2 separate regions of the Homo sapiens genome follow, and region 1 is linked to region 2. Evidence: chromatin loops called from intact Hi-C (ENCODE). Cell type or tissue: heart right ventricle. All regions are shown on one strand. Each heading gives the region's core, and the rest is flanking DNA. Links, peaks and the distances in the headings are about the cores only. Region 1 overlaps MMADHC-DT (MMADHC divergent transcript). Region 2 overlaps MMADHC-DT (MMADHC divergent transcript).

The links. Peaks named below come from ENCODE experiments on the same cell type or tissue, not always from the same donor. Only the 100,000 strongest peaks of a DNase experiment are listed, where the experiment ranks them.
Region 1: it touches region 2 in a loop (7-fold over the local background); 1 of 110 quality-filtered maps calls a loop at or near these places.

Annotation. Positions count from the first base shown.
Region 1 is chr2:149,736,488-149,740,892 of GRCh38, forward strand. All of the region lies in intron 1 of MMADHC-DT (MMADHC divergent transcript), which reads left to right. Among named protein-coding and RNA genes, the nearest start is that of LINC01931, 120 kb to the right of the region's middle. In heart right ventricle, for the core only: no CTCF peak of the experiment used is centred there; no DNase peak of the experiment used is centred there.
Region 2 is chr2:149,684,215-149,688,619 of GRCh38, forward strand. All of the region lies in intron 1 of MMADHC-DT (MMADHC divergent transcript), which reads left to right. Among named protein-coding and RNA genes, the nearest start is that of MMADHC, 99 kb to the left of the region's middle. In heart right ventricle, for the core only: no CTCF peak of the experiment used is centred there; a DNase peak (open chromatin) is centred at 2,680.

The DNA.
Region 1 (4,405 bases), core at 122-4,121, 52 kb after region 2:
AACTTTTAAGATGGCAAAGCTGGTCAATAATTTCAAGTATTCAGAGAGGTAAAGATGCAGGGGAAGGAAGGTTAAGAAAATGCCTTTGCAGAGTGGGATGGTGTGGTTGTGACCATCTGAAGACCAATCAATTCAGTCCATCTGGCTAAGTAGGCAGGTGGTAGCTTCCTCCCTTCACACCCTCTCTGACTGTCCTAAAAGTAGAGAAGGACCATTCTTTCGTCAAAGGCGTGGGATTCCTGCATAGTCCTCCAATAAGCTCTCATAACTTTCTGTGGAATAAGCTAAGGAACAGGGTGTTTGATGTGGCATTGTCAGTGGGAAACTCCAAGACAGCAATTACAATACAGTGTTGAGTACAGAAGGAAGAAAATGTAGCAAGTAAGGACTTTCCTTTAGAAAGTTTTCCAAATAAAATGAAAGGGGGAGAAGTGTTCAAAGGGAGACGTGCGTCTCAAAATAAATCTTTTTGAATTTTAATTTCAGATTTTGCAAGACCTGGATATATTCATAGGCAGGGGAAGGAGAATCCTAAGGAGAGAGAGAGAGATGGATTTTGCAAGGAAGAAAAACTATAACATACATTTATCATAGCTTAAAGGATACTGTGTACATATGACAGGGCTGGCCGTGAAAATAAAAAGATACTGTTTTTTTTTTTTTTTTTTTTTTTTGGTCAGGGTAAAAAGAAAGTGACAGAAAGAGAGTCACATGAAGAAGTTAAACATTTTTTAAAATTTCTGTATAATTAGAGTGATTGTAAAGTTTATCATTTAAATCAGATCACTTTGAAGGGGAAAGGGACATCATCTGGGGGGATGTGGAAGAGCAGGCATAAGCCAAGGCTAACAGCGATGTGTGGTCACCCTCCAGTGGCTTCAACCTTCTTATTAAAATTAAGTTAAGGCTGTCTCCCCTACTCTTTGTTTTCCAAACATCTCTTACTCTATGAGGTATACCTCATACCTATGTAGTACTTTTTCTTCTATTTATTTGCTTAAAAATACTTATTAATAACTTTTAATAACCACACCATATTCACTACACTCTGATGTATGATGGAGCAGCCAGCAATTTTTTTGATAACACACTCTATCAGATTTTTTGAACATATATTCTTAATAGAAATATTTATTTTTTATGAATTTCATATGTATCTCATTGAATTATTATATTATGTCCATTTTATTCCAAAAGAGAAAAGTTTCAAAATGGAACAAAGATGAAATATATAATATTTTAAAGGTTTATATTTGTTGATGACCAATCATTTTGTTCTGCATAAAATACTAAACTTACTAGTACTAAACTTTATTAGTATTAAATTTATTCCAAATATTTTATTGTCTTTGAAATTATTTGTTTAAAATTTGAAACAGTGATTCATGGATTGGCTTCTAAGTGGATATACTTGGTTTCAATAATATTCATTACTGAAAAAAAAAACCTCCAAAAGCACAGTGCATGCAAATATGTTACATAGGCAAAGGCAATGTTTAAATAATGAATATCAACCCATACCTCAAATAGGCTTGATAATTAAAAGAATTTTTTTGCCTGACTTTGAGTCAGAGTCTATTGTGTCATCATCGTTTCTCTGTTTTTGTGGCTGACAAAGAGATCACACTCACACGCTTACATGTGTGTACATCATTAGTGTTTACATCAATCTCTTGCTTCTTTAGGGGGATATTTTAGAGCCATTAGTCTGTTCTCTGAGGTATGTTAGCTAAAAACTCAATATAAGAGATTTTACTTGGCCACATAAACTACAGCACATCATAATACAATAAAAGCTGACCAATGAATGAGGAGGATGCTGTCATCCTTCTGTCAACCCCTTTTAATTCAGCATATTTTGTGAACCAGATGTGGTATGTCACTACCTGCATTGGATTAAAATGATCTTACCAAAAAGCGTAGGTCAAAAATAATCTAAATAGGAATTTTAATGTTTTCTTTCTGCACCCCAGAGTGTTGTCTTGCTCATGCTTAGGAGTGCAGGCATAGGCTTTGATATCACATAGACCTTGATTCAAATTTTACCTCCAATGTTTAGAAACTGTGTGGTCTCCCTTACAAGTTGCTTCCTATCTCTGAAACTCATCTCTTCATTGTAAAATGATGATAATAATACTTGACTCGTTTTTTTTTTTTTACTTTTGAAAATCAGCTAAAACAATGGCCATGAACAAAAAATCCACCAAAGAGCCAAGAACGCAGTAGGTGTTTATTGAACCATGAACTACTTCTCTTTCTCTCTACTTTTCTTTCATCTTCTTTCTTGCCTACCATGATCATCTCACACCCTATGCTTTGTACTTAAGCTCAAAAGATTAAAACAAAAAAAAAGGAACTTGATATATTTCATTAGCCATTTGGAGTGCTCAAATTTATTCTCCTACAATGTTAGTTTACAGACATCTGTTTTATATTAGAGAAAGGGGAGCTCTCCCCAGATTCATATATACCACACATTTCTCCTAGGACTCATCAGCTAGGACCACATGAGGTCACATTAATAAGAACAGCTCAAATTCCACTAGTTTCGCTAGCCTTTTCTACTTGTTGGTAAAGGACTTTCAGGTCCCCTGCCAGACCACCCACCTGCATTTCTGGGGCCCTCTAAAGGGTGCCTCAAATGTACTTGCAAGCAGTTTCACCCTGGAGGCACCCAGCAGCCCTGCTCAGTTTGATCCTCTTATTGCTCTTCTGTAAGCTCTGCCCCCTGACATTGCTCTGCATCTGCTTTCCTGATTTTGGGCCCGCCTGCTCCTTGCTCCCCCAATGGCCATTTCAGTCTTTCCTGTTTCTCTGCTCAGCACTGTTGGCAGCTGGATTGATTCACCATCAAGGAAGACCTGAGGTGGCATCATAACCAACCTGCCTGCGGTTTGTGTCAGGGGAGTGGGAAGAGGTAGGAAATGAGACAGCTGGATTCTCTTCCCCTTTGTCTTATGTTCTGGTAGGGTAATTGGAACAGATGGATTACACAATTTACTAAACATAATTATTTTGATTAGCAATTACAGCTCTATCTCCCTCTCTTGGGCTTATACATGTGTCCAGGAGGCTGGGGCAGGAGCAGCTCTGAGGTTTACTATGATGTACTGAGGCTCCCCACCCGACTCTGATAACAGCCTTTGTAATTGGACCAGCAGGTGAACACAGTCTAAGTCCAAGATGAGTTTCTACTATGTCCAATTCTCTTTGTCACCCCAGGCATTACCAGCACATGCCATTCTAGTGAGACAGGGCTTACAGTGAGCAACGAGAGGCATAGGATATAGTGGTATGGACTGGGGAGACCATCGCATAACTCGAGTAGATTTGAGCCACCAAAAACATGTATGAAAAGTGACAGAAAATGTGCTGTTGTCTTTAAATGGTAAAGCCTTCAGTTCCAATATAATTTTCATAAGTTTGTTCTTCATAATTCAGTTAAAGGGCAAAAGCAACTTATTTTTTGCTGCGTTGTGCATTTTAATGAAATGCCCTAGAAGCGTTAGCATCTCCTTGTCTTTCCTTCCCCTGGAAAGAGCAATATATAATGAACATGCTGACATTGAAATGAGTAATTAATATGCAGCTTGTTTAGTCAGTATGAATCAGCGTTTTGATGATGTCTTGTGAGGATAGGATTATAATTGGCAGAATTTCTGCCTTACGGGTGATAATTCTGGATTCTAGAAGGAACAAATGCATTAAATGGTACTGTTAATTTATCTTATAGTAAAGCATACAGCTTACAAGGGAGAAGTAAAACTTAGACAAATGAATAAAAATGAATTTAAAATATGCTAGCTTTGAAATATTGAGGTCATTGAAAATTTATGGCAACTCTTGAATTATCCAGGACAACATTTTAAAAAACGAATTTAAGAATTATCTTCTGTGATGTGTTATCCATAAGGATAATGGATTCTTCAAGATTTACCTGCTCTCTTCTCATTGACTTCTTAGTAATTATGATTCAAAGTGCTGGTTGACTTTTCCAGTTACCTGATATGCTAGGACTACTGCAGTATTCTTAGAGAAAACTCCCTGAACCAAGCCTACTTTGGAATTCGTGTTTCTTCTGTGAATGTAGATTGTTCTCACCCATGCCAAATGAGTTCAGCCTCCAAGCTGTGGCATGATCCTTCAGCCTAACATGCCTTCCACTCACTTATCTACCACATTATTTACCTCTGTTTCCAAACTCTGCTCTAGCTTCTCCAAAGCTGTTTCCTAATTAATCCTAGATGAGCCTAATCTTTAGTGGAAGGATTTTAGCAAGTATGTTTTTTTGAAATGCAACTCTTTTGAAATGCTCTGGGTAAAGGGTTTCATGAATAAAGAATTTAGGAAAATGTTGCCTTTATTGTAGGCCTAGAGCACATTCCATAGAACAATGGTTCATAGG
Region 2 (4,405 bases), core at 187-4,186:
ATAAAAGACTAAGATAGTATATGTCATTAGATTAATACTTATATAGGGCTTGCTAGGTACAAGGCTCTGTTATAAGTGGTTTACAAATATTAACTCATTTAATCTTCAGAACAATCCTTTTATGTAGGTATTTTTATTTATCCTCATTTTATAGATAAGGAAACTGACCCAGAGAGAGGTTAAATATAATTAGCCAAAGCCACCAGCAAGGATGCAAATAGTTATAATGATAGCCATTACAAGAAGCTGAAACAAGACTACAAACCTCTCAAGCCAGGTTCTTGCTTTCAGATTAGGCCTATGCCATAATGTTGGCAGGCAGACAACTTCTTCTGGAGTCTCCTGAGGCTGGATGTTCTTCATTCTTATTCTTTCCTTCATGATAACTTGGAGCTAGCATCCCAGACATACTGCACAGATTTCTGTCCATTTCTTTTCTTTCTTTCTTTTTTCTTTTTGAGATGGAGTCTCACTCTGTCGCCCAGGCTGTTATGCAGTGGCATGATCTCATCTCATTGCAACCTCTGCCTCCCAGGTTCAAGCGATTCTCCTGCCTCAGCCCCTCAAGTAGCTGGGATTAAAATCACGTGCCACCATGCCTGGCTAATTTTTGTATTTTTAGTAGAGATGGGGTTTCACCATGTTGGCCAGGCTGGTCTTGAACTCCTGACCTCAGGTGATCCAACCATCTCGGCCTCCTAAAGTGTTGGGATTACAGGCACGAGCTACCGCACCCGGACATCCATTTCTTTTCAAAGAAGGATGTTTCTCTCTATGCATTTTCAGACTACCCCATGTTGTGAGATGGATAATTATTTAGGAATGAAGAGTGGGAGTATTGATGTCCACTTTGAGGAAGGAGACTACAAGAATAATTTATTTGGTAAGTGGGCTATAAACACAAAGCAGATTTAAAAATAGGCAAAAGAGGTGAATAGACATTTTTCAAAAGAAGACATACAAATGGGAAACACTCATATGAAAAGGTGCTCAACATTATTGATTATCAGAGAAATGCAAATCAAAACTATAATGAGATATAATCTCACCCCAGTGAAAATGGCTTATATCCAAAAGACAATTAAGAACAAATGCTGGTGAGGATGTGGAGAAACAAACGCTTGTGCACTGTTGGTGAGAATATAAACTAGTACAACCACTATGGAGAACAGTTTGAAGCTTCCTCAAAAAACTAAGAATAGAGCTATCATATGATCCAGCAATTCCACTACTGGTATATACCCCAAAGAAAACAGTATATCAAAGAGATATCTGTACTTCCATGTTTGTTGCGGTGCTATTCACAATAGCCAAGATTTGGAAACAACCTAAGTGTCCATCAACAGATGTATGAATAAAGAAAATGTGGTACATATACACAATGGAGTACTACTCAGCCATGAAAAAGAATGAGATCCAGTCATTTGCAACAATATGAATTGAACCGGAGGTCATTATGTTAAGTGAAATAAGCCAGGCGCAGAAAGACAAACATTGTATGTTCTCACTTATTTCTAAGATCTACGAATCAAAAAAAAAAAAATTGAACTCATGGAGATAGAGTGTAGAAGGATGGTTACCAGAGGCTAGGAAGGGTAGTGAGAGATGGTGGTGGAGATGATTAATGCGTACAAAAGATAGAAATAATGAATAAGACCAATATTTGATAGCACACCAGAATGACTATGGGAATAATAATTTAATCGTACATTTTAAAATAACAAAGAGTATAATTGGATTGTTTGTAAATGCTTGAGGCGATGGATACCCCATTTTCTGTGATGTGATAATTGCGCGTTGCATGCCTATATCAAAACATGTACCTCATAAATATATACACCTACTATGTACCCACAAAAATTAAAAATTAAAGAAGTAAAAAATTCAAAAAAATCCCAAAGCCATGGTGATGTCAAGTGATGTTGAGTTTGTGACCACAGTTTCATCACTGCTATGCCCAAAGAAGGGAACTTTTCCTTTTTCTCTGGGTTTTGAAACGCTTTGTAGTTATAGTGAAGTAAACTCTTTGTTCTCCATCCCTGACATTAAAACAGTAAAGAAAAATATGCTTTGGTGCTAATCTTTGGGTTGATCTTTTAAATATCTCTCTAATTGAAGTAAGAAGGGTATTAACCCTGGGGAAAATGTCATGGACAACAAAATATTCTTGGCTTTGCAGTTCACAGGATGTGTTGGTACCAATTATAGCATTTTTTTCCCCAACAGAGTCGAATGTAGTGGAAGCCAAAGGACCCTACCAACTCAATGTGCTTTTTCAACACATTAACTGAGCCAGTAGAATTCATTTCAAGTTCATTTCTGCATGGATCATTTACAGTGTTAATTTGTGGGTTTGGATGATGACTGCTTTTTTTTTTTTTTTTTGCTTCACACTTACTGGTCACAAAATGAGTTAGTTAATTTTGTCACTTAATGGTTGCTATACTTTTCTTCTTTCTTAAGTAATGACTGTTTTTTTTGTCATCATTTGCTGGACTAGATCAGGTCTCCCTCTATGATTTTTTTAAAGACCTTGGTGCACACAGCTGCTTTGGCAAGTCAGGAATCAAACTGACAGCCTATTGGAAGGCATACCCCATCACAAGTCTAAAGAGACACAGAGTGACAGTTCACAGACGCGGGTGCAAGGCCTGCCTCTCAATCTTCTTCAGCTGGCTAGGATCTTGGCTGATGCAGGGCGCCCATGCCAGACGGCAGAGAGCCTGAAGTAACAAAAACAGGCCCAGTGAGGTAATTAGGACTGACAGAATGTTTGTCTATCCACAGACTTCTTTGCAACAGGCAGCCAAATTTAATATATCCTATGAGAGTCTGAGCACATACGGTTTTTGCTCTGTCCCTGTTGAGATTCTTAAACTTTCATGATTATTATTTTGTTTATTTTTGCCACAGATTTCTCAATCTACTCTTTTTTTTGTGGATTTGTGACCCAAAGGGTGTCATGGCAATCATCTTGTTTTCTTTTCTCTTGTGTTAAAACTCATCATGAACCATGAAGCCAGGAAACACATGAGGAAATGCAGACTCAATTAGAGCTGAAGAGGCGAGAATGCTATTGGATGTCTTTGAGGGGTTATTCACAATCAATGTTTTTAGCTGCTATTATTGCTGTACCTGCTGCTAAATGAGAAGGGCAGCCTTCAAACTGGTTCAGGTTCTTCAAAGTGTGCAGTTAGCTGGGGACATAGAACCTAATCAAAAATGAGGTGATCAGATCTCAAAAATAAAGGGCAAGTATGATTTTTCAAGATGAATGGCCTGGGTAAAGGACAATGCTATTTCTACCAGTAACAAGAGGCAGGCCATATGGTATTCACTCTGTTTATCCTTTCCCCATCTTCACTATGAAAAGGTAATTTAGATTTTAGTAAATTTCCAGAAATACAAACTTACTGGGCCACCCAGGTATTATTATAATTTTTTTTTAGTAAGTTCAGGGTTATTTTTACCCATCAAAATAATGTAGGGTTAGAATCTAGCATATGATCTTAAATGGCCAGGAATATGGAGCTCAGGCAGAACTGGAATCTGATTTATTTCAAAAGCAGAGGGGTCTGTAGTAGTGGAATTATTTTTTCTTAGTTCTATTGATAACAACATTTATGCCAGAAAAAAATAATGTATCTGCCATAAACATGTGGCAAATAAACTCGGAATAGTGAGAGAAGGGTTGGGGGATCCATCTGGCACTTAGCGGATGTTCATGCATAAAAGTGGCTGTATAGATCTAAAACTCTTCATAGTGGTTTATTCAACAGCCATTTCTTTTACCTCTTTTCACAGTAAGTTAATTTGGTTCAGCAATCAGATGGCCATGTCACCAGGAGAGGCTAGCCCCTTCCACATCCCCAGGGAGGGAATTTTGATAAATCTAACCCTGTCATGATAAGCCCATCCACCTTGCCACTGTTCAGTTTAGAAATAGTGCACATGATATTGTCCTGGACAATGAGTACATATCTGTTGCAGAGGCTTGGGAGAAAGATTTTTTAATCTTTAAAATAGTCTCAGGAGAAAGTTTAGTTGCTTAGCTGTCTCTAGTTAAATTAGGGTGAGGAGAAGATGCTGGACCTTCTGAATCTATCCTGTAATTATGAGAAGGAAGTAGAGGACCAAGACAGCATGTTGAAGATGGCAGAGTAGACAAGCAAAATATGGCTGATAACTTGAGGATGTTACTGCAGAAGCAAAATAACCAACCCCACAACCACTCTGCCTCCCAGCTTCTTGTGACATCAGAAAACAAATTTCCTGATTTTTTAAACTGATACTTAGTTGGGTTTTCTTCATCTTTTTTTCTTTTTTTTTTTTTTTTTGCCAAAAATGATGCAAATATTGCTAGAGATAAATTATGTATTCCACAGTTAAAATCAAATCAGAAACC